2 separate regions of the Homo sapiens genome follow, and region 1 is linked to region 2. The links are chromatin loops, found by intact Hi-C in ENCODE. Cell type or tissue: psoas muscle. All regions are shown on one strand. Each heading gives the region's core, and the rest is flanking DNA. Links, peaks and the distances in the headings are about the cores only. Region 1 overlaps APBA1 (amyloid beta precursor protein binding family A member 1). Region 2 overlaps APBA1 (amyloid beta precursor protein binding family A member 1).

Region 1 (16,677 bases), core at 662-5,661, 60 kb before region 2:
TTTGGCTGAAGCGCTAGGAATGCCAAGAGATGTAATGAGGGATAAAGCAAGAAAGAGAGGTTTGTTCAAGGTGGTGGAGCAACTTGTACGCCAAGCTAAGGAGTGTGGATTTTGTTCAGTAAGGACTGGGGAACTATAGAAGATTTGTGAGGAGAAAGATTGACAGTATCAGAACTGTGCTTTGGGGCAATACTTTTGTAGTATTATGTTGGATGGAATGACATGGGAAAAGGCTGGCAGGAGGGAGACCAGATAGACTCTATTGTCAAAGTAGGGGAAAGATGGAAAGAGGCAGTGGGAGGCAAGAAGGGAACACACCTAAGAGGTGGTGTGCGGGAATTATCTGAGGAGCTTGAACAGTCACTGGAAAGTGAGGAAGGGAAAAGGGAGGCCAAAAGATCATTGTCAGGCTTAGCTGAGAGAGCAGTTGGGTCATTTTCAGAAAGAAGATATAACAGAGGATAAGGAAGAGGAGAGAAGTTTCTTTTTGAGCATGACAGGCTTGTCCAAGTTAAGGGACTAGAATACAGAGGGAGGTTAGAGCTACCAGGAGATTTGTAGGTCATCTGCTTAGGAGCGATTTTCATATCCCAGGAATCACTGATAAAGAAAATGAAGAAAGAAGAAGCAAAAGTAAGGATAGGATCCTTGAGGGATGTCTGTATGTTGGAGGGGAAAGAGAAAGAAGAGGACAGGAACCACGTTAAACAAGGGGCAATTGGAGAAAAATGATGGAAGTGAAGTGGTACAGTGTCATGGAAGCTGGAAGGGGTGAGGAGAGCCCCTGTCACTCACACAGCACACCCCATGGGTGACGGTGCAACCAAGGCAAAGCCATTGGATTTGACTCTTGGATTTCCTTGATTGTCTTTGTGGTAGGTGGAAGTGGCAGCCAGGGGCAAGGGTTGAAGGGAGGCGTGGGGGAAGGGAAATGGAAAGCAGTGAAAACAGACTTCATTTTCAATAAGTTGGGAGATAAAAGAGAAGGAGAGAGAGTATGATATATCACAACAATGGTGTAGTAGAGGGAAAGTGGTATTTTTAGTATAGGAAGACTTGAGCCTGCTTTATAAGCTGAGGAGAACAATCCATTGAGGGAAAAAGAGATTGAAAATGTAAGGGAGAGGCTCAATTGAGGGAATTAAGTCTTCAAGAAGATGGGAGGATACTAGATGAAAGCAAAGGAAGGATTCTTTTGAGACAGAAGCATAGGAATTTTGAGGTGGAAAGAAAGGAATTTGGCCACAGTCTTTTAAGTGAGGTCAAAGAGAGGTGGGCAGGTTGAAGCCAGGAGTAGAATGACAAAGACTTGTGGGCATTGTGGAAACAGAGCAGTGAGTCAATTAGGAGTGAATAAAAGATCATTACCCAACCATGAGGACCTCATGTGTTTGAAAAGCAGGAATTTGTAGTGAAACCAATTAACGCTATATAATTGGAGTTTGACAACTACTTAAGTAATTTTTGTATAGTGAGCATTTAATCTCACTAAATACAGTGGTTCTTCATTCCCTTAAATGCAGTAAAAAGAGGAGAATGTTTACCTTTAAAATTATCCAAATAAAAGACTCCACTTGTATTTCCTGTAAATATTCTCTCTCAGAGATCTGAGCTAAATTTTAAGAAGTTTATAGTAAAACAATGGGGAAAAATGTAAGTGTTTTTTTAAAGGATGAGCTTTTTCTATCTGTAATGGTAGAATATGGTTTTACAGTGACGTACATGTAAAGTCAGTTTTCAAAAGAAAAATCAAATATAGCACCTCGCCCAATACCATACCCATCATATGCATTCAATATACATTTGTCACATGAATACATGAATAAACTTTTTTTAAGTAAGCTAGCAACAGTATCTAAAATTTTAAATTTCAGGATTTCATTCTTACACAATGGACATCGAATGAGTTGCCTTTTATGGCCTGTGCAAGTTTATGATAGCATTAAAACTATTTATTCATACCTGATATATACATTGAAGCTTTATTTTTAAAAACCCCACATTTTTCACAAAATGATTGTGAACCCTTTAGATCCTTGAGTTATGGGATTATGTCATGATTCCAGGTGAGTTTATGGAACTTCAACTGTAATGAGTGGTGATTTTGAGGTTTTAATGATGAAATTTATTCATTCCTTCAACATACACTCATTGAACACTTTCTCTGGGCCAGAAACTATTCTAGGTGCAAGGAATATGGGGTGGGGGGAGGCATGTCCTTAATATCACAGAACTTTTAGTGGAAGGAGATTAAAAATAAATAAATAAGTAATTACATAATATGCCAGGTGGTAAGTGCTATGACGAAGAATAAAAGAGAGAGAGCAATGGACTGATGATAGTGGGTGGGTGGGGGGTGACATTAGTTTATATAGTATGGTCAGGGAAGACCTTAAGCAGAAAGAGCTGAAAGATGTGAAGTAGTGAGCCCTGCAGATATTTGGGGGAAGGGTCTTCTAGGCAGAGAGGATATCAAAAATGAAAAGGCTGGATAAGAACATGTTTGGCATCCTCAAGGGACAGCAGGGAAACCTTATTGGTTTCCTTGGTTTACCTGGAGCAGTCACTTAGGGAATTCACAATAAAATGCTTTGCCTTTCATTTTCAATTGTTTGCCCATAAGGCTGTATTACCATCTACTGTATTTGGGCTGACCTATGAATCAGTACTGGGTTTATATAAAGATGAATATCCTCAATCAAATGTATTTAAGTTAGAAAACAATCATGCCTGTAATCCCAGCACTTTGGGAGGCTGAGGCAGGCAGATCACTTGAGGTCAGGAGTTCGAGAGCAGCCTGGCCAACATGGCGAAATGCTGTCTCTACTAAAAATACAAGAATTAGCCGGGCATGGTGGCGCATGCTTGTAGTCCCAGCTATTTGGGAGGCTGAGGCAGGAGAATTGCTTGAACCTGGGAGGCAGAGGTTGCAGTGAGCCGAGATCACATCAGAAAACAAAGCGTGATTCTGTCTGGGTAGTGATGAAATACTAGTCAGCTGGAAGTAGTTCTGCTCCTTGGAACTTACATCTCTTCTGTGTCCTGAATCTTCTTTAAATATTGCTCTCTTTTCTTCTTCCTTGTTTCATGTTCCATTCTCAAGTATAAGATCCTTGAGGCTAGAACTTTGTTTTGTTCATCTGGGTATACTCTATAACACAGACTGACTCTCTGCATTAGTAAGGGTTTATCAAATACTTACGGAGAGGAATTGATGAGAAATTTCCAAAGATTTAAGTAACTCAGGTGTAAAGAATGAGGGTAAAGCTCGTTTACCTTGATTTCTGCAGATAGGTAGCTGTTTTTCAAACAGGACACAGAATTGCCATAGGATGCTAAAGCAGTTTATGCATGCAGACCCTGAGATGAGGACTTGAGTTCAGAATAGTTTATCTGAGAGACAACCTCAAGAAGCACAAGTGAGAGAATGGAGAAAATGACACAGGAGAGGGAAGAAAGCCCATTAAGAGGTGAGTTAATGAGCAGGTTACCACGGTGGGCAGCTGAGGCTTGGCTCTGCTGGCATTATATAGACTGCACATTAGGATTGTCCACCAAGCAGTGGAGAAAGTGGGGTCTTTATCCACCATTTCCCTAGGGATATTAAATCTTCAGTACTTTAGGGCTGCTAAGATTAGCCTGAGCAAGCTCCAGAGACACCAAAGAAAGCTCTTGAGCAGAGAAGCAGAGAGGCAGAGCCAGGTGGAAGTGGGAAACTGTCAGTGTATTTGGAGACTGTCGATACAGCTATAGCTGAACTCAGAAGTGGACATGGGACCCCTGTTTAACACAGCACAGAGGTATCATAAAGAATTTTTAACAGATAATAATTGGTTTGATGGCAGTTATTTTAATTTAGGGATTTTAATGTATTGTGACAACTGCCTGCAGTTCTGTTCACTCACAAGCCAACTATTGGCCACCCTCAGTTATCTGAGGTGCAGAGTACTATATATGCTCATGTGTAAGATACGCTCTGTTATAGGGTGGCCCTCAGTTTTCCAACAAGAGCGTTTATAAAAAGACTTTATGTCAACTTGAATATGCATATTCTAGGAATATAGGCAAAGAGTGAAGTATCTACTTATGTTTAATTTATTAGTTTACTTTCATATAATTGAAGTCACATTATATAAAATTATTAATTTAGAAATATGACATCCTTCCATTCTCACATTTTATGAAATCATTTATTCAAATACTTCACATACTTTTTTGACTTTAGAGTCTTTGTCATGATTAGGCCACTTTTGTCATGTTCATTTCTATCTAACTTTTTTGAGATATAGTACTTCTTGAGTTTCTGTATGATGCTACCACCACAAACTTTATTCCAAACCCTGTGTGCTCATTCACTTAATGTAAGAACGTTTGTTTTATCCTTTCTTCCTAAAGGAGTATATTTATGATCTCTGCAACCCAGCACTTCTGTATGTCTTGTGTAAAGACATCCAAGACAAGCAATTGTAAAGCTCCTTCCCAGGAATATTTACTTCAATTGGTGTTAAAATCATGGCCTCCTTTACTCTGTATTCATTCAGTCATTTATCTTCTTTCAATTGCATAGCCTTCAGAAGTATCCCTATCTTGTGTTGATTGAGTTTATTTCCGGCTATCTTCTCCAAATAGTTCTTAAGTAACCTCTGAAACACACAACTCCTTTTCATGAAATCTGCAGTCTTACCAGGTAATATGTTTTTTCATGGTTTCTCTCTTTAAAATCAGTTGCCGTCACATCCAGCATTAGTGAATTACATGGCTTTCAATTTCTGTTATCTTGGAGGTAACAGGGTTTTTGGCATTCAGAAGAAGGTAATTAAGAGAATACCCCACAATATGGGAGACTTTGTAAGCATTTATACATAAGGCAACTTTCTCTTTTCTGAAATACACATTTTGGAGGACAGAATCTCATCTTTTTGTATATGTAAAGTGATCACAGGAGGTTGTCAAGGTATGGTGGCAAAACCAATCCCTACACACTAAGTTTCCTTTTCAGCCTCCTCTTCTGTTCCATGTGGATTAATTAGCATACAATTTGTATGAAAAATACAGCAAATACAGCAATGATTTATTTCCTAATGGAATTAATTGGCCACCATTCCAAATAATGTAATCGTTATGTTTCTGACTATTGATAAATTTTGTATCTCGAGATCAATTCTGCATTTATTAACAGGCACACTTTATTTTAAAGAAGGATAATTGCCAAAGTATGTATAAATTCCTTTTTCTTGTAAATTGTAGCATATTTTAAAAGCAGAGGACGAGCTTAGAGTCATTTAAGGAAATTCCACTTAACAAGAATAATTACCCCCTACATTGGCTATTCAGTGAATTTGGACTTTTATACTGGACTTTACTAAAGTGGGTTGCATTCTGTTGCAGTGGCTTTTACACACTTTTGGCCATGATTCCTGGTGAGAACACAATTTAGATGATAGGCTAGCAACATAGATGAATGTGTGTAAACACATATACACACACACATACATCACTGAAACAAGTTTCACTCAACAATACTTGTCCTTTATTATGTGTAATCCACCCTGATGCTTCCTATCCTATTCTCTTCTGTTCTGTATGTTTGCCAACCCACTGAAGTAATCTCTGCATTGGTGAACCCTAATATGCAGTTTAGAAAACACTGCTGTATTGTATTACATTTATCAGAAGAGTGTTTATTTTCTTATAGTATGAAATAATTTCATGTCAAAAGTTGTTTTTTCGTTTTTTGAATTGTTAGCATATTTGGATATTTGGTGGTATGGACAAATGATGCAGTAATCACAGAGAGAAACTTTATTTTTGAGTAGACATTTTGTTTCCAAAAGAAGAAATTACATTAGTGTGGAAAAGGGAAAGTGGAGTAAGAAGAATAGATTTGTTCTTAGATCTGTGGCTTTCTTGGGTTGTGGGGACCGTGTCAAGTCACTGGGCCACAACCTCCTTGCTGAGCTGGTTCCTCACGATTCTTTCCTGTCCTTCACTCTTCCTGCCCCTCTTCCTAGCTGCTGTCTCTTAGCCTCTAGAGTTCTGGATGTTTAGTTAAATTACTTAATTCTAAATTTTAACCTAATATTATTTCTTCCCAGATGTGAAAATAGTTTCTACGCCCACTTCCCTTCCAAATAACTTGAAAATATAAGAATCATTTTTCCCTGAGCTAGTACCTGGAAGAGTTCTCTCCTAAAGGAGCTAGAATTTGTTCTACAGATGAAATGTTTCCATAGTATTAGGTCATATGAAAGCTTAACCTAATCTTATGTTCAGGTATGATTGTGTTCTTTATGGCAGGCTAGCTATCAAAGTACACATAAATTCCTTTTTTAAAAGCTCAGCAGATTCCCCATCCAGTGACTAAAAACAAGTTACAAAGTGTCAGGCATTGCGCTAAGTACTGTACACAGCTAACTCATTTACTTCTCATAATGACCTAATTTACTCTTCATAACCACATCAGGAGAGAACTTATATTGCAGATTGGACTTTGAGGTTCTCAGAGGTTCCTCAGTGGCTACAAAACAGGACAAAGGGGATTTGCCTCAGGTCTAGGCACAGGAATGGGCCCAGACAGTTGCTGGTCCTGGAGTCTATTCTGTCCTCTGGGCCCAGCAGTAGCTTCCCATCCCCACTGCCCCATCTTGACTCTCTTGTTTATGATGCCTTCATCCTACTTGGGATGTCTGTGTGTGTGTGTGTGTGTGTGTGTGTGTGTGTGTTACTGTTTGTCTTAGTCCATTCAGTGTTGCTATAACAGAGTACCTGAGGCTGGGTAACTTACAAAGAAAAGAAGTTTATTTGGCTCACAATTCTGGTGGCTGGAGAGTTTAAGACCAGGCAGCTGCATCTGGTAAGGGTCTCATGCTGCTTCCACTCATAGTGGAAAGTGGAAAGACAGCGAGTGTGTGCGAAGAGATAACATGGTGAAAGAGGAAAGGAGAGAAAAACCAAGGAAGCCAGATTCTTTTTAACAATCCACTGTCTAGGAAACTATTCCATCCTTGCAAGAGTGAGAACTCATTCATCACTGCAGGAGGACATTCATCTGTTCATAAGAGATTCACCCCCCATGACCCATGCACCTCCCAATACTGCCACATTGGGGATTAAATGTCAACATGAATTTTGTGGGGATGAACCACATTCAGACCATAGTACTGTTGCACCGACATCTCTCCATTCTTGGCCCTGTGGGGTGGCAAGGACTCAGAATGAGCTGGAATACAGTGCTGCCATAATTAGCCATCAACAGTGAACAAGTCTCCAGGTTGGTCTGAGCCTCAGCTTCTCCAGCTACAAAAGGGGAAATGATGAAACCTGCCCTTCCCATCTCTTCCTGCACAGGGCCGCTGGGGTCAAATAAAATATGAAAGGGTACAGAAAAGTAAGGTAGATGTCTCACTTCCTTCATCATGACATTGAACGAAAGTGACTCCCTACCTAGTTCTAATAGCTAGTGTCTCTTTCCTCTAAACCAGAAGTTGACAAACTTTCTCTGTTTAGGGCTAGTAGTAAATAGGTTTTGTGGGCCATATGGTCTCTGCCACAACTCCTCCACTCTGCCCTTGTAGTGCAAAAGCAACTGTACACAATATGTAAACCTATTAGTGTGACTGTATTTCAACCAAAGTTTGTTTATGGATGCTAAAATTCAAATTTCATATCATTTTTGCTTCACAAAATGTTGATTTCTCATTTAACTTTTTGCAACCATCTAAAAACATAAAAAACATTCTCAGCTCCAAGGCAGTACACAAACAGGCAGTGGGATGGATTTGTCCCACGGACCTCAGTTTACTGACCCCTGATCTAAACTCTCACAGTGCTTTGTACCACTCTGGATTCCAGCAGCTCATGCTCATCTTTTCCATCTCTCTTGTCCTTTCAAAATATGCACCCACCCACACACTCATTTTTTCATCTCCCTTAACACTGAGAAAGATAATAGCATATGTATAGTATGCCCCCCACATGTATATTCTATATGCCCAAGAAATATTTATTGAGTAAATCAGGATTAAAAATCTGTTGCTTTTGTATGTTTCCTGTTTTTTCATCTTTAAAGGAAATTCCACCTATTCTCTAGTAAAGCTTTGGGAATGATTGAGTTAAGATTTTGTGATTAAATATAAGGCTTTGAGATTCTTGCCTTAAAGTATTTCCCCCCTCTGTTATTAACCATAAAAGGAAAAGAATGTCAGGGAGGACAGAGAGGAAAAGCAAACAGACAAACAAAACCAACATTTCAGCATGAAAAGCGCTTGTTAGATGATAACTAAAGTGGCCAGATGTTTAGCTTTGCTCCCTTGGGTATCCTGCCACTATAGGGAACTCTGAACCGGCTGAAGTGTTTCATGCCTCAGCTGCCAGCAGCCCTTGGTGATATGCTTTCCCCAAAATTTAACATGGGGGCCAGAACTCCATGCATTTGACTATAAATAAAGAGGACCTCATAGAATGTACTTTATCTTTGTATTTCCCTACCATGTATTGAGGAATCATGCACATCTCTCTAAGAGCAAAGCCTTGAACATACCTCCTGTTTTTCTTCTTAATAAGTATAGACTTGGAAGTGGAATTATTATAACATATGTAAATTGACATTTCTTCTCAAAATGGACAGAAACTGTATGCTGGAATTATGGCAGGGCTGTTTGTGGTATTCCACATAGTCTATGATCAATATGTTACTCTATAATAAGGATTGTGTGTAAGTGTGTGCACGTGGGTATGTAGTTAAGGGGTGGGAAGAAATAAATATATTAAAAGCTTGGGACCAAAATCACTAACAGTATCTACTCCTTATTAAAATTTGTTAAGGAAAGGAACAATTAAGTCAGCTTTCTGTTGAGTGCTTAAGTATTTTAGCCTGCCAAAATATATTAATTTTCCATAACCTGGAAGAGAGATCCATGACACATGTAAAATAAATTATAAAGTATACTTTGACTTGACATAAATTGTTACTGCTATGGTAGATGATGTCTAGTCCTAAAGACAGAATTTTAAGCCAGTGTTAAAAGTGCATATCATTATACATTTAAGTCATGTGAGGTATTTGAAACCTGCTTGGGGAAGAGTGGAGGATGAGAGGCTCAGGATTTTGTTTGCTATTATGTCTAAGCTGCTCCCTGTGAAACACAACATGGTACTTACTGGCAGTGCAAAGACTGTTTTCAAAATTACCTTTAGTGGATGGATGCAGAGGCGATGGGGTGATGTGGAGAGGGCAGGCTTAGAGAGGACTGCATGGTGATGTGATGGGTAGGCAATTATCAACCCGTCTGCAGCTTCTCATGTGGAATGTGGCTCCCCTTGATGAAGTAGAGAGAATGTGCATATGAAAGTGGATGATTCAGGTGTCATTTATTATGATATCTGTACAGTGAATCTTTTACTCTTTCTGAGTTTAATTTTTCCCTCTCCTATCACATCTCCTGCTTCTCCCACTTGGGGAATTACAGTGTTTACATCTTTTTGTTTATGTTGATCACTCCCTTCCCTGCTGGAGGTTTTTAGCACAGTCTGCTTATCGTTGATTGTCTTTTCATATGTAGGACTGTGACACTGAAGCTGGCCAGAAGGTCTGTATAAGTTGGTGTGCTTTGCAGATGTCTTAGGTCAGAATCCTCAGAAGCAGACACCAAGAAGAGGGTTTGTGTGTATATGTGCTGCTCTATTAAGGAGATGCTCCTAGGAAAAACTGGGAAGGGAAGGGGAAGAAGTCAAGTAAGGGTATGCTCTCATTCAAACAAAATACTGCAAAGAGGGGCTTCAGCCTGATCCTGTGTGGGGTGGGGGAGCTCTGGAGTGTAAGTCAGCCTCAGAGTTGTCCCTGCCTGAATCTATGGGGTTGGTGTTTCATACTCCATACCTGTCAGTCTTCAGTTAAGAGAGGGGGTCTGTTGGGTGGGGACATAAATTCTCAGGTATTTCTGGCTCTTGACATGAAAGGGTGAAGCAAGTGCAGCCCTCCCAAAAAGAGCCATAGGTGCTGGCTGTTGGGTGGGAAAGCACATTGAAAGTAGGGACTTGAGGACAGGTGCAGTGGCTCATGCCTGTAATCCTAGCATTTTAGGAGGCCAAGGCAGGTGGATCACCTGAGGTCAGGAGTTTGAGACCAACTTGGCCAACATGGTGAAACCCTGTCTTAACTGAAAAAAAAAAAAAATTAGCTGGGCATGGTGGTGCACGCCTGTAATCCCAGCTACTCAGGAGGCTGAGGTAGGAGAATTGCTTGAACCCAGGAGGTGGAGGTTGCAGTGAGCCAAGATCGTGGCAGCCTGGGTGACAAAGCAAGTCTCTGTCTCAAAAAGGAAAGAAAGAAAGAAAGAGAGAGGGAAAGAGAGAAAGAAAGAGAGAAAGAGAGACAGAGAAACACAGAAAGAAAGAAAGAAAGAAAGAAAGAAAGAAAGAAAGAAAGAAAGAAAGAAAGAGAGAGAGAGAAAGAGAGAGAGAAAGAAAGAAAGAAAGAAAGAAAGAAAGAAAGAAAGAAAGAAAGAAAGAAAGAAAGAAAGAGAGAAAGGACTTGAGTAGGACAACATTGTCCATCAGCAGGCCTCTCTACAGGGTAACCAAGGGAGCTATTAGGTTGTTCCACTGGGAATCTCCACATTCCAGTCTTTTTCCTGAGAAGTAGCTGCTGGCTCCTAGTGATACATGTGTGTGGTGTGGAGCAGAGGGCTGGGGATCCTGCTGTTCTGGATCAGTGAACCTCCTGTTTCCAGAGCCTTCTCCACCCCATCCTTTGGTAGGCCTGCATCCCTGGGGTTCTACAGTTCAGTCATCTCAAAGAAAAATGTGTTGTAATCTTTTGTTTGTGAATATTCTCTCTTCCATTCTCTGTGGATTTATACCTGATGTATACCTTTATACTCTTTAAGAGGAAAAGAAGAGGAAAAGATTAAAAATATATAATTGATGGTATTAAGGTGGTAAATTTGTCACGTTAAACCAGGAGTCACCCAAAATAAAAGCTAGAGTAGAATCTAAAGTAAAGCTAAAGTAGTAAAATGTTTAAATATATATGTATACACACATATGCATATATATGTAAGTATATTCCTATAACTTCATAAAAAATAGGCTTAATAGTTGGTAATTAGCCAATCTAAGTATTATCTAGCAAAGTGCTATGTTAGTCAGAATGAATAGTTACAGTCTGTTGTAATCATTAGTTGGATAATGTCAGCCAGTGGCTAATGTTGATCTCATTGGGCTAAGCAGGGGGACTTCTGTCTTTCACAATGTTTTTGGATATTAACACTAGACACAGGTCAATAAACTGCTGATGTCAGTGTGAACCATGGTTCCCATGTCATCACATCAGAGTTAATCTTTGGAACTGAATAGTAAACAGAAACCTAAGTAATAACTGGCAGGCTCAGAAAACACTATTTGTTGTTCAAGGAATCTCAAGCAAAATCCACTGCCTTCTATATATAACACATTTATTGAATGGGCTGGACTCAATGGGATGCAAATAGCCATCATCTCTTGTTCTTCTCTTACAGCTTCTTTCTACCCACTTAACAGACTTGTCTTCTCTTCCCCATGGGAATAAAATTTTAGGCAGGTCTCTTAGATCTCCCGGTTAGGCCGGGCGCGGTGGCTCACGCCTGTAATCCCAGCACCTTGGGAGGCCGAGGCGGGTGGATCATGAGGTCAGGAGATCGAGACCATCCTGGCTAACACGGTGAAACCCCGTCTCTACTAAAAATACAAAAAATTAGCCGGGCGCGGTGGCGGGCGCCTGTAGTCCCAGCTACTCGGGAGGCTGAGGCAGGAGAATGGCGTGAACCCGGGAAGCGGAGCTTGCAGTGAGCCAAGACAGCGCCACTGCAGTCCGCAGTCCGGCCTGGGCGACAGAGCGAGACTCCGTCTCAAAAAAAAAAAAAAAAAGATCTCCCGGTTATTCTTAAGTGGTGAAAAGTTTGACTACTAGTCACATAATACATCCAATGTGATAATAAATAACTCAAATTCTCATCTAATATTTGATGTTTTTAAATTGCGATGTAACTTGAATAGTGAAGAAACAGAAATATCAAGCGTAGAGCTTGCTAAATTTTCACATATCTGAAAAACTATATAACTAGCACTTGAATCAAGACATAGAACATTTTCTGGCCCCTGGGAGGCTCCCTCATATGCCTTCTCAGTCAGTCAATATCAACCACTTTCAGAAAGGTAACCACTACTCTGACCTCTGTCACCATAGAGCAGTTTTGCCTGTTCTTAACTTCATCTGCGTGGAATCATATAGTATGTAGCCTTTTGCATCTGACTTCTTGTTTAATATTGTAGAGATTAATTCATGATTCATTCCTTTTTTGCTGTTTAATCCATTGTGTGAATATACTGAGTTTATCAATTCTTTTGTTGAAGGACATTAGGGTTGTTTTACTGTGAATATTATTATATGTTTATTTTGGTTTACATATACACTGATTTCTGTAGGGTATATACTCAGGAATGGAATTGTGGGGTCATAGAACAGGTATACATTTAGCTTTAGAGATATTGCCGGTTTTCCAAAGTGGGGACTACTTTGTCCAATTTATACTCCCAACAGCAGTTTATGAGAATCGTAGTTGGTTCCACGTTGGTGATAGCACCTGGTTTCCTACCATTTGTTTAGCTTGAGGTATTCTGCTAAGTGTGTAGTAGTGTTAAAGTTGTGTTATTTTTATTAATGTTGTTAAAATTGACACATAAAAATTGTACATGTATGGGATACAGTGTGAGGCTTTAATACATGTGCACATTGTATAATCATCAAATCAGAGTAGTTAGCATGTCAGTCACTGAAACTTTTATGATTTCTTTGTGGCGATAACTTTCAAGATCCTCTTTTCTACTTATCTTAAAATATATAATACCTTGCTATTAGCTGTAATCACCCTGCTAATGTAACAGAACTTATTCCTCCTATCTAACTGTAATTTTGTTCTAGCTTAGTTCTTTTTCTCAAGATCGCTTTGGTTACTTGGAGTCTTTTGTGGTTCCATATGAATTTTAGGATTGTTTTTCTATTTCTGTGAAGAATGCCATGGGTGTTTCTATAGGGATTGTGTTGGATCTGTAGATACAGTCATTTTAATGATATTAATTCTTCCAATTTATGAACATGAGATATCTTTTCATTCATTTGTGTCTTCTATTTCTTTCATCAGTGTTTTATAGTTTTCATTGTAGAGATCTTTTACATCCTTGCTAAAATTTAGACCTAGGTAATTTATTATTTTGTAGCTATTGTAAATGGATTTGCTTTCTTGATTTTTTTTCGAATAGTTTGTTATTGGTATATAGAAATGCTACTAATTTTCCATGTTGATTTTGTATACTACAACTTTCCTGAATTTACTTACTCATTCTAATAGTTTTTGGGGAGATCTTTGAGAATATACATATATATATACACACATACATATGTGTATATATGTGTATATATATTCATATCTGCCAGTAGGGGCAATATGACTTCTTCCTTCCCAATGTGGATGCCCTTTATTTCTTTGACTAATTGCTCTAGCTAGGACTTCCAGCATGATGTTGAATAAGAGTGGTGAAAATGGACTTTCTTATATTTTTCCAGATCTTAGAGGAGAAGCTTTAAACATTTTCCCATTCAGCATGATGTTAGCTGTGGGTTTGTCATACGTGGCCTTTGTCATGTTGTGTTGAAATATATTCCTTCTGTACCTAATTTGTTGAGCATTTTTATCATCAAGGATGTTACATTTTATCAAACACTTCTTCTGTATCTATTAAAATGATCATACGGTTTTTACCCTTGATTCTGTTAATGTGACGTATCATGTTAATTGATTTGCCTATATTGAACCATCCTTTCACCCCTGGGATGAATCCCACTTGATCATGATGAATGAACTTTTTAATGTGTTTTTGGATTTGGTTTACTAGTGTTCGGTTGAAGATTATTGCATCTATATTCATTAGGAATATTGGCCTGTAGTTTTCTTTTTGGTCGTTGTATCCTTGTGTGGTTTTAGTATTAAGGTAATACTGGCCTTGTAGAATGATTTTGGAAGTATTCCCTTCTCTTCAATGTTTTGGAATAGTTTTTGAAGAATCGGTATTAGTTCTTCTTTAAATGTTATGTAGAATTTAGTGGTGGAGCCATCAGTTCCTGGGCTTTTCCTTGATGGGGGACATTTTATTACTGCTTCAATCTCATTACTTATTATTGGTCTATTCAGGTTTTCTATTCTTTTCTTTTCTTTCTTTGCTTTCTTTTGAGACAGGGTCTTGCTCTGTCACCAAGGCTGGAGTGCTCCTAACTGGAGTATTCCTGGAGTGATCCTAGCTCCCTGAAACTTTGAACTCCTGGTCTCAAGCGATCCTCCCACCTCAGCCTCCCAAAGTGTCGGGATTACAGGAATGAGCCACCGCACCTGATCTTCTCTCTCTTTTTCTTAGTAAGTCTAGCTAAGGATTTGTTTATTTCTGCTCAGATATTTGTTATTTCTTTTCTTGTACTAATTTTGGGTTTAGTTCCTATTTTTCTAGTTCCTTGAGGTGGCTTGCTTATTTGAGATCTTTCTACTTTTTTGATATAGACATTTATTACTATAAACTTCCCTCTTTTTTTTTTTTTTTTTTTTTGAGATGGAGTTTCGCTCTCGTTGCCGAGGCTGGAGTGCAATGGTGTGATCTCGGCTCACCGCAACTGCCTCCCAGATTCCAGCATTTCTCCTGCCTCAGCTTCCCATGTAGCCAGGATTACAGGCATGCAGGCATGCGCCCGGCTACACGGGAGATGCCTGGCTTTTACTAGAGACAGGGTTTCTCCATGTTCGTCAGGCTGGTCTCAAACTCCTCACCTCAAGTGATCCACCTGCCTCGGCCTCCCAAAGTGCTGGGATTACAGGTGTGAGCCACCACACCTGGTCTAAACTTCCCTCTTAGAACTGCTTTTGCTGTATCCCGTAGGTTTTGGTATGTTCTATTTCCATTTTCATTTGTCTCAAGGAATTTTTAAGTTTCTATTTACGTTTCTTCATTGACTCATTTATTATTCAGTAGCATGTTGTTTAATTTCCATGATTTTGCATACTTTCCAAAGTTCCTTCTGTTATTGATTTCTAGTTTTGTTCCATTGTGATCAGAAAAGATTATTGATATGACTGATTTTTTAAATTTAAGATTTGTTTTGTGACTTAACATGTGGTCTATCCTGGAAAATACTTCATGTGGTGTTGAGGAAAATGTGTATTCTGTAGCTGTTGGATGGAACGTTCTGTAAATGTTTGTTAGGTCCATTTGGCCTAGAGTGCAGCTTAACTCTGATGTTTCTCTGTTGATTTACTGTCTGGATGATCTGTTCACTGCTGAAAGTGGGGGTGTTGAACTCTTCTGCTATTATTGTATTGTAGTCAACCTCTCCCTTTAGGTCTATGAATATTTGCTTTATATATTTGGGTGCCCTGGTGTTGAGTGCATATATATTTAGAATTGTTATATCCTCTTGCTGTACTGGCCACTTTATCATTATATAATGGCCTTTTTTTTGTCTTTAAGCCATTCTTAACTTTAAAATAATCTACTTTCTCTAACATAGGTATAACTACTCCTGCTCTTTTTTAGTTTCCATTTGCATGGAATATATTTTTCCATTCCTTCACTTTCAGTCTATGCATGTCTTTATAGGTGAAGTGAGTTTCTTGTAGCCAACACAGAGTCTTGTTTTTTTGTTTTTTTTTTGCTTGTTTTTGTTTTCCTGAGTTGGAGTCTCACTCTGTCACCCAGGCTGGAGTGTAGCGGTGCAATCTCAGCTCACTGCAACCTTCATCTCCCGGGTTCTAGCAATTCTCCTCCCTCAGCCTCCCAAGTAGCTAGGACTACAGGCGCGCATACCACCACACCCAGCTAATTTTTTGTATTTTTAGTAGAGACAGGGTTTCATTTCACTGTGTTAGCCAGAATGGTCTCCATCTCCTGACCTTATGATCCACCCGCCTTGGCCTCCCAAAATGCTGGGATCACAGGCATGAGCCACTGCGCCCAGCCAGGGTCTTGTTTTTGAAATCCATTCAGCCACTCTATGTCTTTTAATTGGAAAATTTAATTAATTTATATTCAAGGTTATTATTGACAGATAAGGATTTACTACTGCCCTTTGGTTACTTATTTTCTGGTTGTTTTGCAGATCCTTTCTTCTTTTATTTCTTTTTTACTGTCTTTGTGGCTAAGTGACAGTTGTCTCATTTTAAACTTCACTTCCTCCAGCTTAGACAGGCTGCTTCTGTGCAGCCACATTGTGACCAGAGGAAACACACACACACTTATTTGGTTGGCAGTAGACATGCCTTTTGCTCCCAACATATCCCCCTCCCTGTACCCCTATTTTGCCCTGCTCACTCTGACTAGCCCTTAGATTTCTCCCAGCGAGAGTCAGATATCAACACCTGGGTTCCATAAAAACCAGAGGGCCTGTGTCTAGTTCCTGAAGTTTCTCTTGGAGCTTTCTTTACCTGGTATATTAGTCTGTTGAGGCTGCCATAACAAATACCATAGACTGGGTGGCTTAAACAACAGACGTTTATTTTCTCCCAGTTCTGGTGGCTAGAAGTCCAAGATCAAGGTGTTAGCAGGTCTGGTTTCTCCTGAAGCCTTTCTCTTTGGCTGGCAGGTGGCTGCCCTCTTGCTGTG
Region 2 (16,677 bases), core at 5,474-10,473:
GGAAAACTTTGTTGTTCTAACAGGGAGATCAAAGTTTTAGTTATGTAGCAGTGTATTTTTAATATCAAAGCTCAATATTTAGAAAGACATAAATAATTTCCTTCTAATTATAACCAACTTGATCACACACACAAATTTTTTTCATAAATTCATCCTTCACAAACCTTTCATGACTTACACAGATGTTCGACAACAGGCTAGACTTTTAGTTTTATCCTATACATTTTCTTTCTTAAATAACCAGTCATTTTACGTTAGGACAAAAATCTACCACACAACATTTTCTTATACAAAATTATTCACTTTTCTTTTTAACCTGCTTTACCACAAATACATCTTAATACTTATAACTTTCTTCACGTATCTCCTGCTTACTGGTTCATTTCTATCCTCTTTCTTCTTCCTTCCTAAATCCATATTTTGAAGTAACCTTTAATGACCTCTGAATTTAGACAAAATTATTCTTTTTTTCTCAATAAAGAACATAGTTTTTCTTACAATTTTTCTCACCAAAACACATCTTTTTGGTACATTTTGTATACATAATTTTATGTTAATTAGAATTTTAAACTCTTAGTAACCTGAATTTCTAGTGAAAACCTAGGAAGCAAAACGTTTTGAACTGTCACCTCATCAATATTTTAAAGATGAGAGCAATTTCATAATTTTTAGCAACATTTCCTATAACATAATTTTTATGTTTAATACACCCAATATATTTAGTCTTTGTATAAAATTTGAGAATCCAAGAACAATCCTGAATTTATGTTCAGCAATTTATGTTTTAGTATTTTATTAGGAATTTACCCAGACATTTAATGAGTATCTATCACTTAGTTTAACATAACTTTAAGATTTCAGATCACAGGAAAAGTTCATTTTTAAATGTTTATCCCACTTACATTTCCCTAATTTATTTTTAAAAATTATACCTAGATTACTTATAAAAACTGAGATATTATACAAAACTAGTCATCATTTTAAGTTATATCCCTGTTAACCATTTTTATAGTCTGTGAATATCTGGAGTTCACCTATATAAGAACCTTAAATATATGGGTATTTTGTGGGTAAATCAGATGATAAAGATGTTTTCATTAAACTAACAATATTAGTCTTACTTATCAAAGAATTACACAAAAATTGTTCTGTTTTTAGGTTGGATTTATAGTTGTATGACCTTAAAATATATAGAGACACAAATATAATCCCATCTGATTAGCAAAACCAGACAAAAGTGGATGCCAACAATTCTGAAGACATTTTAATTTTTATTTTATCAACAAATTTAAAACTAGCTTATTTGTTAATTATTTACTTAACTAATGTGAACTAAACAGCATTTGAGTTCATTACTATATAGTTAATATAGCACTCATTAAGCCAATCTGAATAGAATTACTTAAGTGATTTATGGCCAACTATGCCAGGTTTTACCATGTAGACACAACATGTGTGAACACACAATGCACATACCCACACACAAATAAATACCTTATAGCTTTCCTTTTAGAATTTTAGTCATGAGGAAGTAAAACATAGCAATAGAAACTGATTAGTTGATAAGACAGTTGGATCCAAATTATATTTCTGACAAAATGGAACGTGTTCCCATGGCTAAATTTTATTTGTTCCAATGGGTAATCTAATGAAGAGTGCGGACCAAAATTTTGAATAAACCAGTTTGGTTTTTAAAAAATCTTTTAACTTCCCACCACCCCCTTTTTTCAGTTTCAAATGAGTTTAAGGTTAGATATTCAAATATTTGTGTTTTAGCTAGGACTGGCTGAATTGCATCAGAAAAACAGTCTCCCAGTGGGTTTGAATATTTTAGTAACAACACTATATTTTGTTTGTTGATCTGGTTTGCCTGACTAGTCAGTGTGAGCAGGGAAGCATTTTAGCCGGTTTGGGTTTTTTTTTTGTTTTTTTTTTTTTTTTTTTCCTTTTCTGGTCCCTGCATGTCAGACAGAGCAATTTTTATCCCGGACAGAGATACCTTATATTACTGCTCTGAGCTCAAGATTTTGACCTGTTTGATATGAAAGTCTAAGCAGTTGTTAGACAAACCTGAATTTACACTTCCAAAAGGTGTCTACATTGTTGGTTGCCATGAAGCTGTTGTGATTTGTAAAGCCATTAATTTGAAAGCCCTTCCAGACTTAAAACAACAACAACAAAAAACTTCAACTGGCATCCCATAAGCAGTGAGTTTACCTCAACACCAGCAGAAAAGTCAGCAGATTCAAAGTAGAAAGAAAAAAAAAAAGAACTTAGAAGGCTCTACCTTTAACTGTATAGTTGATTGCATTTTTTAATTCAGTTCTAAGAAAAAACAAGCTTGGGGAGTTTGAATGATCCACATTATGACCATTGATTTTAAAATGTGCCTGAGGAAAAGCCTTGTAGCTGGCAGGAGTCCTGGAGAACCTGGCATGCCTTAATGTTTGAGAATCTCATTCTGTTTCTTATTAATCTCTTGAGAGCAAAGAAAATCTGATAATTTCTATTAGGGAGTTTGGACCAGTGTTTTAGATGATGGTGACTGCCTTAGTAGTTTTTCATTGGCCATGTAGCACCCACCATTTGTAATGTTTATTTTTTGCTCTCAAGAGATGTTCAGAAAAAAGCAAAGGAAAAATGAGTCAGATCATTGACAGACATGTAACAAAACCAAAACAAAACCAAAATCAGAGTGCCCATAAAAATTTTAACTCAGGTGTGAAGATCAAGCAAAATATTAAACTAGGCATACAGAACCTGACAAAATGTAAATTCTGTGGAACCTAGAATACTCAAACCAGAAGGACATTGTTCGTATACCAGAAAGGGCTTACTCCCCAACAACAACAACAAAAATACTTTTATAGTCCCAAGAAGGATACAATGTACTTTATTTATTTATTTTTAGAGACAGAGTGTTACTCTGTCACCCAGGCTGGACTGCAGTAACAGGATCCTAGCCCACTGTAGACTCAAACTCCTAGGCTCAAGTAATCCTCCAGCCTCAGCCTCAAAAGCAGCTAGGACTATAGGCATGGACCACCACACTTAGCTAATTAAAAAAATTTTTTTGTGGAGACAGAGTCTCACTATGTTTCTCATGCTGATCTTGAACTCCTGGCCTCAAGTGATCCTCTTGCTTTGGCCTCCCAAAGTGCTGGAATTACATGCATCAGCCACTGCACCTGGCCCCAAGGTTCTTTATTTAAGGTGGCCTTATAATCAGATCGGATCCCAAGTTAAGTCAATAAGGACTCACCAAAGGTCCAATGTGGTGGCTCATACCTGTAATCTCAGCACTTTAGGAGACCAGGGCGGGAGAATCACTTGAGCCCGGGAATTTGAGGTTGCAGTGAGTTATGACTGTGCCGCTGCACGCCAGCCTGGGTGACAGAGGGAGACCCTGTCTCAAACAACAACAACAACAACAACAAACTCACCAAAGGGAAGGAGACCAAGAATCTGAAAGGAGACTCAGCAGGGCAGAAAAGGTGACTCACAGAAATGGACATTGCAAAGGGCTTAGCTGGTGGTACTGCACTCAATTCTAGGGGCTGCACATTTGTCTGAAGTGAGCTCACTTTGATCCCATTTCTGATATCATTTTCATCAATCTAAATAGCAGAGAGGTGGACTCTAAAAGAAAATGTTTATTTGGTATTAGGCATTGCAATGGGAATACATGTGCCATAGTAAACCATGTGCATATTCATGGAGGTAAAGGAAAATAAAGGTTTTTAAAGGAAATGTAAGAGAATTACATAATTGTTTTGAGATAACTATTCTTGGCTACAAGGATCAGTAACAAAGGTAGCACCAGTCCAAGGCTGATGGGAAGTTGCTGGGCAGATGTCCTTGCAGAAGGATTTTGTGTATGGCCTTTGTGCAAAGTTGTGTTTTTTCAGGGTCTTTTATGATAGCTCTTTTTATTAGGCATTTGCACATGAAAACCCTCCCTTCATGTCCTCCCCTGGCTCTATTTGTCAGGTTCTTAAACATAAGTGACTCCATTTTGATCCTGAAAAGTTTCACAATCTTATGATTCTTTTATTTAGCATCTTCTCCCCACCCCATTCCCAAGTACAATGCCCAGAAGGAATCAGTGTGAGCATTTAAAAATCGTGTTAATGAATAAGTAGAATTGACATCTAATTTGGTTTTGTAGTCATTATAGTGCCTAGCCCAGTCTGTCACATATACAGCACACAGTTATTGGTTAAACTGATGTTTTAGGTTAAAAGCAGATTATGTACCATGTTAGATATCACCTACTTACACATAATATGAGATAATTAAATACCAGTGATGGTTATTAGATTATGTCTAGAAAATATTAAAGCTAACAAGACGGCACAGGGTGGAAAAAAGCCACACCTACTACAGAGGAGGGACAGAGGTTGATGGAAACATCAGAAAATTAGGGCTCAAAGTTGGGAAAGTGTACTTGATAGGAATGTGACCAAAACCAACTTCTCAGTATGGGTGCCCTTTAATTCAGTTTGCTTTAGATAATTGCATATAATTACCCTCTAAGACTTTATCACCACTTCGAGGGAGAAGGGGACTCAAAGGGGGGCCTCTTAAAGGCAACAGTATTTACAGATGTTCCTTTGTGCCCTCTTTTATGTTGAAGTAGCATGTCATAAATACTGTTTTTTTGGGAGCAAGTGCCTTCAATAAGGCTTATCCAAGCAGTGGTCCCTCTTCCCTCCTCAGTCTACCATCATTCTTGTCTTTGAATTTTCCTTTTAGGCCTTTTCATATCTGGGTAACAACAGTGAATATTCGTTATAGGTCTGCTGCTTCACCTACTCCCCCTTTCCTTTTGAGTAATTTGATGATGGTATAGACTCAAAAATTCCTTTCAATCAAATAAATAGTAAACCAGATGGATTAAGATGTACCTAATCTGGTACGGGTGCATTAGTTTATCACTGTGGCCATTTCCACCTTAGTAAACACTTCTATATGTTATGACTGAGTTTGCAGTCAACAGTGTTCATCATTGTAATTAAGAAGATTCTGTGATTTCTTTGCCAAATATGGGACTAAGTGTTCTTGGGGGAATACCACTGCATATAAAAAGAATTAGCTGTAGGATATTTTACAGTATCATGCACTTCCAATTAAGTAAACGTGATAATCTATTGTGATCAGAGTAGTGTAAAAATAGTAGATGTGGCTTGTTTCCATCCTGTGCCACCTTGTTAGCGCTAATATTTTCTAGGCATAATCTAATAATAATAACTGGCATTTATTTTGCTGTTATTATGTGACAGGCACTGAGCTAAGTGCTTTACATGCATGATTTCACAAAGACCCTCTGAGAGAGGTACTGGTAATATCTCCCATTTTATAGATAAGGAAACTAAGGCTTAACCAACCTAAGAAACCTATCAAACAGCCAGTAAGACAACCCTGAGATTCCAGCCCAAGTAATCTGACTCTGGAGCCACAGCTGGATCTAAACACTAGTTAGTCTTACCTCCCATCAGCCATTTATTGGCCCAAACGGACTGGTTTTTGCCCATTAATATTTTACTTTAGTAAGTCAAAAGTTAATACAAAGTATTTGGGAAAAATGTAAGAAAATATGTGGTTTTATTTATGAATGAGTACTACAGCGTGTTATTCAAAGTGCATAGGGTAAAGCTTAGCTTTGAAAGTTAGAGGAAGCTTGAATTAAAAAAACTGTAAATGTGCTAATCTGCCAGTCCTAGCAGTAATGGTAGATGCTGCTTGATATGGTTTGTCTGTGTCCCCGCCCAAATCTCGTATTGAATTGTAGTTCGCATAATTCCCATGTGTCATGGGAGGGACCTGGTGGGAGGTAATTGAATCATGGGGGCGGGTCCTTCCCATGCTGTTCTCATGATAGTGAATAAGTCTCACAAGATCTGACGGTTTGATAAAAGGGAGTTTCCCTGCACAAGCTCTCTTGCCTGCCACCATGTAAGACATCCCTTTGCTCTTCCTTCATCTTCTGCCATGACCGTGAGGCCTTCTCAGCCATGTGAGCTGAGAGTCAATTAAACCTCTTTCCTTTATATATTACCCAGTCTTGGGTATGTCTTTATTGGCAGTGTGAGAACAAACGAATACACTGCTGCTTCTCTTCTTTCAACCCAAAGAGATAATAACAGACAAACTAAAGGCTGAACTTCTCATTTGTGAAGCAAATACAATTCTGGCCAGAATTATGGGGGTTTCTTTAAAAGAACTTCTGCTGTATCTCTTAGAAATAAATGGGACAATATGATTGTATTTTTTAATGTATCCAGTTACCTGCAGGACAGGAAATGTCTTCATCTGCCTTTTTATTACCTGCTTTCTTGCCCTCTTATTGCCATGTGTCACTTCTTTTAGGAAGCAGCATGGCCTGAGAATAGTATACAGACTTTAACTGGAGAGGGCAAGGTTAAAAAGCCAGCTCCCGGCCAGGCACGGTGGCTCAAGCCTGTAATCCCAGCACTTTGGGAGGCCGAGGCGTGCGCATCACGAGGTCAGGAGGTTGAGACCATCCTGGCTAACACGGTGAAACCCTGTCTCTACTAAAAATACAAAAAAATTAGCCGGGCGTGGTGGTGGGCGCCTGTAGTCCCAGCTACTCGGGAGGCTGAGGCAGGAGAATGGTGTGAACCTGGGAGGCAGAGCTTGCAGTGAGCCGAGATCGTGCCACTGCACTCCAGCCTGGGCGACAGAGCGAGACTCCATTTCAAAAAAAAAAAAAAAAAAAAAAAAAAAAAAGCTAGCTCCCTCACTCACTGTGTCAACCTTGTTTAACTTCTCTGAGCATCAGTTTCTTTCTCTGTAAAAAAGTAGGCGATACAATAAAGCCTACCTCGTAAAGTTCTTGTGAAGTTCAAACTAGGCAGCAGATATCAAGTTCCTATCACCACGCCTGCTGGCCTGCAGTAGGTGCTAATGTCACATATTCTAGTTCCCTTCTTGCCCCTCTACCTTCTCTGTTGCTCCATTGCACCGCCATTTGCCATAGTTGGGTTTCGTTATCAAAAGCAATTCTCTGCTAATGGACAGAGGGCAAGGAGCCCTCTTTGGCTGCACTGATATTCTTGAGGAAGAACAGTATTTGCTTGCATACTAGTGCTCTTTTCAGAGTGATTTGGGTATAAAATCTAGTGAGTATGAGAGTGGATTCTTTTTGTGTGTATATTCACTTGTTAAGCCTGTTGGCAGGACTCTGCCTATATTCTTCCTTCAGGTTCTAGGAGACTGGGGACCAGGGATGTGTTTCTTATGTTTACATGAGTTTTCTTTGAGAATTTTCCATGCATTAATTCAATCATTAATTCATTGGATAAATACATGTTGATTGCTTACTATTTACAGGTACTCTGCTAAGTGCTGGGAATACCACAGTCAATAAAACAAACCCACATCTGTGACCTCATGGAACTTGTAACTAGTGAAATTCAGTTTGATGATTTAAAAATAAATTTAATGTAAGCGTGTTCTGGACTCTCTGGGTGACCACAAATGCTGCTGTGAGGTTTCAGTGTCTACAGTGACATGTGGCTGTTAGTGCCTGGCATCAAATGGCTTTCCCTTAATAGTCAGCAGCTCAAAGGGCACAGGTGAATCTAATTATAAATGATGCCTTACAGCCAAGACCAAATGACAACGTAAGCTAACATTTGTGACAATAAAAGCTGCACGTAGAGTTTGAATAGAAGAGAGTGGCTGGAGCATTGAGTCATCACACGATATGCCATAGACTAGGGAGGCCACTCTTGGAAGAACCAGGCTATGGTGTGAAAAGCTAATTTCAACAATATGTTGCATGGCAGATTATTGGCTTTGTAGGTTTGTTGGTATTATCAGTTATAAATTTATATTGATTTTATAGCTGTATAAGAGCTTGAAACAAGGTATTTATAATCTTATGCATAATTTCTTTTTAGTTTGCTCTGGGGAGGCCTGAGATAATTTTTTTTTTTACTGTAAAGGAGGTTAGTACCATCGTTCAAGTGCAGAAACATTGTTCCAGAGAAAAATTCTCTACAGGGGTAAAATTCTATATAAATATGAGCTGTTTGGCAAAAACTAGTTATGGCTTTGATTTATTGAAAATATTTTTAAAGGGCAGGAGAAAGGTTATAACTCTTGTTTTTACCCCCCAAATCATTCTGTTTTATGTTTTGTAGTCGTGAGCTATTGTTTTTGTGTGAGTCATAACCGAATTGGCATGTTTAAGAATTTCTCATTAATTCTTGTAAAAGAATGAAATTATTCCAACCTCTTCCTTCCTTGTCATGCCTCTCCACTTACCCTCACGTGTGTGCATGTGTGCCCATACCCGTGTGCCTCTCCTCTTACCCTCATGTGCGTACATGTGTGCCCATGCTCATATGCCTCTCCTCTTACCCTCATGTGTGCATGTGTGCCCACACTCATGTGCCTCTCCACTTACCCTCATGTGTGTGCCCACACCCATGTGCTTCTCCGCTTACCCTCATGTGTGTGCATGTGTGCCCACACTCGTGTGCCTCTCCACTTACCCTCATGTGCGTGCATGTGTGCCCATGCTCATATGCCTCTCCTCTTACCCTCATGTGTGCATGTGTGCCCGCACTCATGTGCCTCTCCACTTACCCTCATGTGTGTGCCCACACCCGTGTGCCTCTCCACTTATCCTCATGTGTGTGCATGTGTGCCCACACTCGTGTGCCTCTCCTGTTACCCTCATGTGTGCATGTGCCCACACTCATGTGCCTCTCCACTTACCCTCATGTGTGTGCATGTGTGCCCGCACTCATTTGCCTCTCCACTTACTCTCATATATGTGTGCCCACACTCATGTGCCTCTCCACTTACCCTCAAGTGTGTGCATGTGTGCCCACACTCATGTGCCTCTCCACTTACCCTCATGTGTGTGCATGTGTGCCCACACTCATGTGCCTCTCCACTTACCCTCATGTGTGTGCATGCGTGCCCACACCCGTGTGCCTCTCCACTTACCCTCATATGCGTGCCCACACTCATGTGCCTCTCCACTTACCCTCAAGTGTGTGCATGCGTGCCCACACTCATGTGCACACCCCCCCACAAACGCTGTCTAACAACTTCTTTTGACCTATTATACTCACACTTACTGATTTGAGACTTGTCCTCACTATACACTGCTTTGTACAGCGTTTCCAGATTTGTTTTTAAAAAGCTTTTAGAATTCAAGCTTACTTGAGCTTACCCGGGGAATATTAAACAACAATCATAAGTGATTCTCTTTTTGTAATAGTTAGCATTTTCTACTGTGTAATATTGCAGTATCTGATCTCTCCTCTAGACTCTAGAATCTGGGGCAGACTGAAGAGGCCGTTCTCTGTTAGAGAGGGCATGATGTTCGTTCATAGGGTGACCGTCCGTCTATTCCCATTTGTCTGGCACTGTCCAGGTTTATGTCTGCTCTCTCAGCATAATTGTTAATGATGCCTGCTTTCACTCTCAAGAGTATTTCATTTGGATGATAAATTATAAGGTTATTCTAGTTACCCAAAACACTTTGGCCTTATGGCCTACTAGAGCCAAACAAAGAAGCTGTTTCACAGATTCACTTTAATCACTAATTCTCTTTCTTCATTTACTTTTAGCTGTAGACCTATGTTTGAATTTATAAAATTGGGAAGTATTTATGTATAAAGATATGGCAATATCCATGTACTTTTTGTACTATCTCTCTTAGGGATTATAGCAAGTTTATAACAGAAAAAGCAGGGATTGGTCACTTTGGAGCAGTGATTGTCTGAGCTTCAGCAAAAATTTTGAAGTGTGAGCTGATCAGGATATTTCACATCCAAGAGGTCAAAGCCTGCAAAGCCTGTTACAGTGAGCTTCTAAGATTTACACACATTCTTTCTTCCAAAAATTCAAAGCGAAATTGCATTATCCTGTTCTGCCTAAAATAAAGGTATCATTGACTGGGGCTCAGAAGTTTTGGTTGTAACCTGCCATTTTGGATGACGGTTTTGCCTTTGTCAGAAATTTATTATTTTGGTTTTAAATCTGAGGTCTTCAGCCAGTGATTGGGCTCAGATGGTGGTTTGTGGCATAAGGCATGTGAATGCAAGATGAGAAGACACCTTTTGATTCTTCTGGAGCTAACTGTCCCGTTTGCCCCTGGTTCCAGCCATGCATCACTTGTCTTTTTCTCTTTAGCTATTTAGTTTCATCCTTACTACCCTCCCAGAGGACCAGGAGAAGGAAAGAAAGGGGAAAATTCCACATGTTGATTTGCTGCCAAAAGTCTTTTGATAAGAAAGATGATTGACTCTGTTTTGCATATTTTCATGGTCATGTGTGTGTATGTATTTTTTTGTTTGCCAGATTAAGCATATTCTTTTTCTTGCATGTATTTCTATATTTCTAAATATGTAATGTTTTTCATTTTGTGAAATGTAGGCAGTCACTAGAATAAAAACTCCACTGGGGAGACTCATAGCCTATTTTGTTTCCCAATCTCTCCCCCAGGGCCTAAAGTGGTGCCTGGTGCCAAGTAGGTGCTCAAAAATAACAAGAATGAAGAATGCTATAGAGACAGAAAGTAGATTAGTTTTTGCTGGGGTGGAAGATAGAAGAATGAGAGTGACTGCTAATAGGTCTGTGATTTCTTTTTTCTTCTTCTTCTTCTTTTTTTTTAATGAGACAGAGTCTCTCTCCGTCACCCAGGCTGGAATGCAGTGGCGCGATCTTGGCAAACTGCACGCTCCACCTCCCAGGTTCATGCCATTCTCCTGCCTCAGCCTCCCAAGTAGCTGGGACTATAGGCGGCTGCCACCATGCCCAGCTAATTGTTTGTATTTTTAGTAGAGACGGGGTTTCACCATGTTAGGCAGGATGGTCTTGATCTCCTGACCTCATGATCCGCCCGCCTCGTCCTCCCAAAGTGCTGGGATTACAGGCTTGAGCAACCGCGCCCCGCCAGGTATGTGTTTTCTTTTGGAGGTGATGAAGATGTGCTGGATTGAGTTAGTGGTGATGGTTGCAAAACCATGTGATCATACTAAAAACCACTGAATTATACATTTTAAAAGGTTTAATCTGATGGAATGTTAATTATATCTCACTTTTTTAAATTGCAAAAAGAGAATACATGAAAAAAGAAGGGATTAATAAATTATATGCCTTATCCATTGTCATAGTTGGTGCTTAAAAAATATATCTTTTGAATGTATGAATGGTTGTTTTTCTATACCAAATCATCTGAGTAAATGTTTCTCTCAAAGCATGGTCTGTGTGTCACTCATTGTGTGGCTTGGTAGTTATCTGGTTAAAAATCTTTGAGTTTAGGAAGTTGAGGTTGCCCATGGAGCCTGAGCATTGTTTGGTATTAGAAGGGGTTGGAATACAGGGGAAAATGTAGTAGACTCTCTTCGGGAAAGTAGTTTTGTTTCTGAGTCAGAAATAAAAGTAAGTTCCTGTCTATTGAGATTGTTTGATTCAAGCACTGCCAAAGGAGACTGCAATGTGATGCTTTTTGAACATTTTTTTAAATATGGAGGAGATACCTCTGTCACAGGCAGTCTCGGTTCCAATCTTTCCAACTCTTTCATTCTATGCTCTTGTTAAATCAGTTTAAAGTCCCTATGAATCTGTTACTCTGCAGAGAGCAAACTTTGTCAAAACAGATTAATGCCATCTCTTGAAACATTTAGCTACACTATGACAACTAATCTGCAAGGATTTGTCAGAATTCATGTAATTTACCCACTTAATAGTTGCCAACAAGTAGTTTTATGGTCCTTCAAGTCAGCAAAGGCAGGTTATGGTGGTGGGAATGGTTTTACATCCTCTTTAGCACAAGTTCATGTAGACTTCTAAAAATATATCTTCCTATATTTCAGGCAATTTTCTTGTATTTTCTCTCAAATGATAGATATGAAATTAGTTTGAAAAGAGTGTTTACTATTACATGAATACTAATTAATATTATCTTTATTGTATCTCAACTATGTTGAGAGAAATAAAAAACTGACCTCCTGATCAAAAAGGGAGTTTAAGGCTCTTTCGGCTTTGGAATAGATTAACTTCTTGTGTTTGAAACTTTTCCTGGAAAGTAATTATTCTATCTTGTTCACAATAAACAAATGATCTCAATAGCCTGCATCTTGTTTGTTATTAAAATATGTGAATCTGCTGCACATACTCTTGTATTATCAACTTTTCTTTTTGTATTCTAAAATTATACTAGGGATACCTGATAGTTATATAGCTATAAGCTTTATTACTACTACCATTAAACATTTGTGAATTTTTTATTGTGTGTTAGCAAGTATGTTATGCTGTTTATTTATATTATCTCATTTAAGCCTCCCAGGTGGAGGATGAGTTAACATCCCTATTTTATTTTTATATTTTATTTATTTTTTATTTTATTTTATTTATTTATTTATTTATTTATTTATTATTATTTTTTGAGACGAAGTCTTCTCTGTTGCCCAGGCGGGAGTGCAGTGACACATCTTGGCTCACTGCAACCTCCACCTCCCAGGTCCAAACGATTCTCCTGCCTCAGCCCCCCGAGTAGCTGGGATTACAGGTGTGTACCTCCACACTCAGCTAATTTTTCTATTTTTAGTAGAGACAGGGTTTCACCATGTTGGCCAGGCTGATCTCAAACTCCTGACCTCAGGTGATCCACCCACCTCCCTCCCAAAGCTGAGGTTACAGATGTGAGCCACCACACCCAGCCAACATCCCTATTTTAAAAACGAAGAGACTCGCCTAAAGTTACACATAGCTGATAAGTGGTTGAGCTAGACTTGGGCTGTCACCATGGGGCTGCTTTCTCATAAAGAGCTTCTGCTTACATCTTTTCAAACTCTCACAAAAACCATACCACTCCCATTTTACAGATGAGGAAGCAAAGGTTCGGGGTCACACAGCTACTAAGAGACAGAAGCTGGACTTGAAGTAAGGTCATCTGGTCCTAAACCATGGTGCTGTTTCTGCAGAATCGCCATCACCATAGTCAGCGGAAATTGTTTTTGGCCACAGCCTATGCTCTCCCTGCCTTCTTTGCATTTCCTTGAAGGCAGAGAGAGGGGAGTTAACAGGAGTCCCAATTTTTATGGGAGGCACAGTTTTGAAATAGCCTCTCTTCCTGGTCATTACCAGGGAGGCAACAGATTAGAAAGAAGGGAGTATAGCAGCTGCTCCCCTTAGACAAAACAGCAAGTTAGTGTGGGCAGCTTTGGTCATGTTTCTGGGTGTGAGATGAGGGCTGTATTCAGATCAGATATTTGCAGAAACGCTACCGGGCAAAGTGAACCTTTGACTTGTTTTGAATCAGTCTTGTAAAAACGCATGAAGCCCCAGAAAGAAACTTACTTTGGCCTCCTGATCGTCCTCTCCCTTCGAGCGAATGTGCTGGTTCTTAACATTTGGCAGCCATAGACTCCTTAGAGTAGTGGTTCTCACACTTTAGTCTGCATCGGAATCCTCTAGAAGACTTGGGAAAACACAGACCTCTGGCTGTGATTCAGGAGGTCTGCATAGTGTCTGAGAATTCACACTTTCAACACATTCCTGGGTACTGCTGGTGCTACTGGTCCAGGGGCCACACTTTGAGAACCACTGTTTCAGAGAATTTTGGTGAAAGTTCTATAATCCCTACTTCAGTAGATACTAGGTTGATGAATTACTAATTTTTGAATTATCAAACTTTGGCAAGCTTGTTTAAATGTGCTGGTGAGTGGTTTGGCATTGGAGGGAGTATGTGAGAGTGTTTTACCGAACAATTTGAAATTGGTTTGGTGAGTCAGTTAGGAACAGCACCTAGAACATTGTGGGAACTCCTCAGTCCCATTGAGGACCCAGAGGGAACACTGACTATTGTGAATGAGTAATAAGAAATGCTTAAAACCACTTCTAGTATTTGCAAAGTTGTTAAAGGCAATGACTAAAACACTTTTTCAAATATTGACAGTTGGAATGAAATGCAGTTCTCTAATATATGCAATTAAAATTTAGACTAGTTTTTAAAATTGCGGTAAATATATGTAATATAAAATTTACCATTTTAGCCATTATTAAGTGCACAGCTCACATTGTCGTGCAGCCATCTGCACTATCTGACCTTAGAGCTCTTCATCTTGTAACCTTGAGACTCCAAACTCGTTAAACAACTTCCCCTTTCCCTCTCTTCCCAGCCCCTGGCTACCACCAATTCTACTTTTTGCTCTATGAATTTGACTACTCTAGCTTCCTCATATAGGTGGAATCATACAATATTTGTCCTTTTGTGACTGGCTTAGACTAATTTTTGAAGATACTTTGAGACAGTTATAAAATGCAGTAAAAATACCCTAACAATGAATGAAATATAAACTAAAAAAAGCACTTGAAAACAAAATCAAGTTAGAAAGCTTGATCCTTGGACTTTCAAGAATCTTCCTTCATGGCGGACTATAACTTGAAACCCATTTCCTGGTGTATTCCAGGCCCAAGGCTAGTCTGGATACCTTTTCCATCTCCCCACAGGTGGATCTTGCTTCCTATTCCTACAAGAACCTTGTCCTCTTGTAGGCCCTTAGGCAGAGCTGGATCTTGAGCCCCCAACCTTGTCTATTTATTCATTCAGTAGATACAGGTTCTGTTCAAGATGCAGGGACCTAGAGGAGAGCCACCTTCCCTCTGCTTCCTATCACCACCACCCCCACCTTAAAGAGTCTACTGGGGACCCAGAAGGACCACACCTGTCATTACCTGCCCACCTGGAGTGAGGTGTGCTGTGTCAAGTAGATTTCTCTTTTTTTTTTTTAATTTTTTTACTTTTTAATTATACTTTAAGTTTTAGGGTACATGTGCACATTGTGCAGGTTAGTTACATATGTATACATGTGCCATGCTGGTGCGCTGCACCCACTAACTCGTCACCTAGCATTAGGTATATCTCCCAATGCTATCCCTCCCCCGTGCCCCCACCCCACCACAGTCCCCAGAGTGTGATATTCCCCTTCCTGTGTCCATGTGATCTCATTGTTCAATTCCCACCTATGAGTGAGAATTTGCAGTGTTTGGTTTTTGTTCTTGTGATAGCTTACTGAGAATGGTGATTTCCAATTTCATCCATGTCCCTACAAAGGACATGAACTCATCATTTTTTATGGCTGCATAGTATTCCATGGTGTATATGTGCCACATTTTCTTAATCCAGTCTATCATTGTTGGACATTTGGGTTGGTTCCAAGTCTTTGCTATTGTGAATAATGCCGCAATAAACATACGTGTGCATGTGTCTTTATAGCAGCATGATTTATAGTCCTTTGGGTATATACCCAGTAATGGGATGGCTGGGCCAAATGGTATTTCTAGTTCTAGATCCCTGAGGAATCGCCACACTGACTTCCACAAGGGTTGAACTAGTTTACAGTCCCACCAACAGTGTAAAAGTGTTCCTATCTTCGACAAACCTGAGAAAAACAAGCAATGCGGAAAGGATTCCCTATTTAATAAATGGTGCTGGGAAAACTGGCTAGCCATATGTAGAAAGCTGAAACTGGATCCCTTCCTTACAACTTATACAAAAATCAATTCAAGATGGATTAAAGACTTAAACGTTAGACCTAAAACCATAAAAACCCTAGAAGAAAACCTAGGCATTACCATTCAAGACATAGGCATGGGCAAGGACTTCATGTCTAAAACACCAAAAGCAATGGCAGCAAAAGCCAAAATTGACAAATGGGATCTAATTAAACTAAAGAGCTTCTGCACAGCAAAAGAAACTACCATCAGAGTGAACAGGCAACCTACAAAATGGGAGACAATTTTCGCAACCTACCCATCTGACAAAGGGCTAATATCCAGAATCTACAATGAACTCAAACAAATTTACAAGAAAAAAACAACCCCATCAAAAAGTGGGAGAAGGACATGAACAGACACTTCTCAAAAGAAGACATTTATGCAGCCAAAAGACACGTGAAAACATGCTTATCATCACTGGCCATCAGAGAAATGCAAATCAAAACCACAATGAGATACTATCTCACACCAGTTAGAATGGCAATCATTAAAAAGTCAGGAAACAACAGGTGCTGGAGAGGATGTGGAGAAATAAGTAGATTTCTCAGTTGATAAAGCATGCAACTTTAAATGTCTTTTAAAACTTTTACCCATGTCAATGGGAATCTTTCTGTAATGTATTAGTCCCTTCAGCCTCAAGCAGAATGTGCCAAACATAATTTAACCTTTCCTCCATAACCAAGGTCAGTGTTGCACTGTAAATATTGATTTGCACCCCCACTAAATGGCTGGGAGCTGCTGCATGTAATTCAGTAGCCACTACCATTTCAGCTGTCACTTTTCAAGGTGTCTTCACATCCACTTCTAATCTGCTAGTTTTAGGAAGACCTATGCAGAAAATCAGATAATCCAAGCCTTCAACCAGTTGACTGGGCTGAAGATAGACTGCAACAGAAGATAGATCGTGTCCTTTAGTATCTGCCCTCTGCTTCTAGATGTATAGAATTCCCAATATTTAGTTGGATATGTGGCACCAGAATAGGGAAGATTGCCTAAGTACTAGTCAATGAAATGTAAACAGAATGCAACATCTGTGGAGGAGAGGGGGTGTCTTCTTAAAGGATGATGTGCACCCTTCTTTCTATTAATAACATGCTCGGAACATGGGTGTGATGGCTGCAGCTCCAGCTT

What was found. A loop is a pair of places that touch in the nucleus more often than their neighbours do. Peaks named below come from ENCODE experiments on the same cell type or tissue, not always from the same donor. Only the 100,000 strongest peaks of a DNase experiment are listed, where the experiment ranks them.
Region 1: it touches region 2 in a loop (4-fold over the local background); 4 of 110 quality-filtered maps call a loop at or near these places.

What each region holds. Positions count from the first base shown.
Region 1 is chr9:69,652,067-69,668,743 of GRCh38, reverse strand. The region is part of intron 1 of APBA1 (amyloid beta precursor protein binding family A member 1); the gene reads left to right. Among named protein-coding and RNA genes, the nearest start is that of APBA1, 12 kb to the left of the region's middle. In psoas muscle, for the core only: no CTCF peak of the experiment used is centred there; no DNase peak of the experiment used is centred there.
Region 2 is chr9:69,596,553-69,613,229 of GRCh38, reverse strand. The region is part of intron 1 of APBA1 (amyloid beta precursor protein binding family A member 1); the gene reads left to right. Among named protein-coding and RNA genes, the nearest start is that of APBA1, 67 kb to the left of the region's middle. In psoas muscle, for the core only: no CTCF peak of the experiment used is centred there; no DNase peak of the experiment used is centred there; H3K27ac peaks cover 618 bases.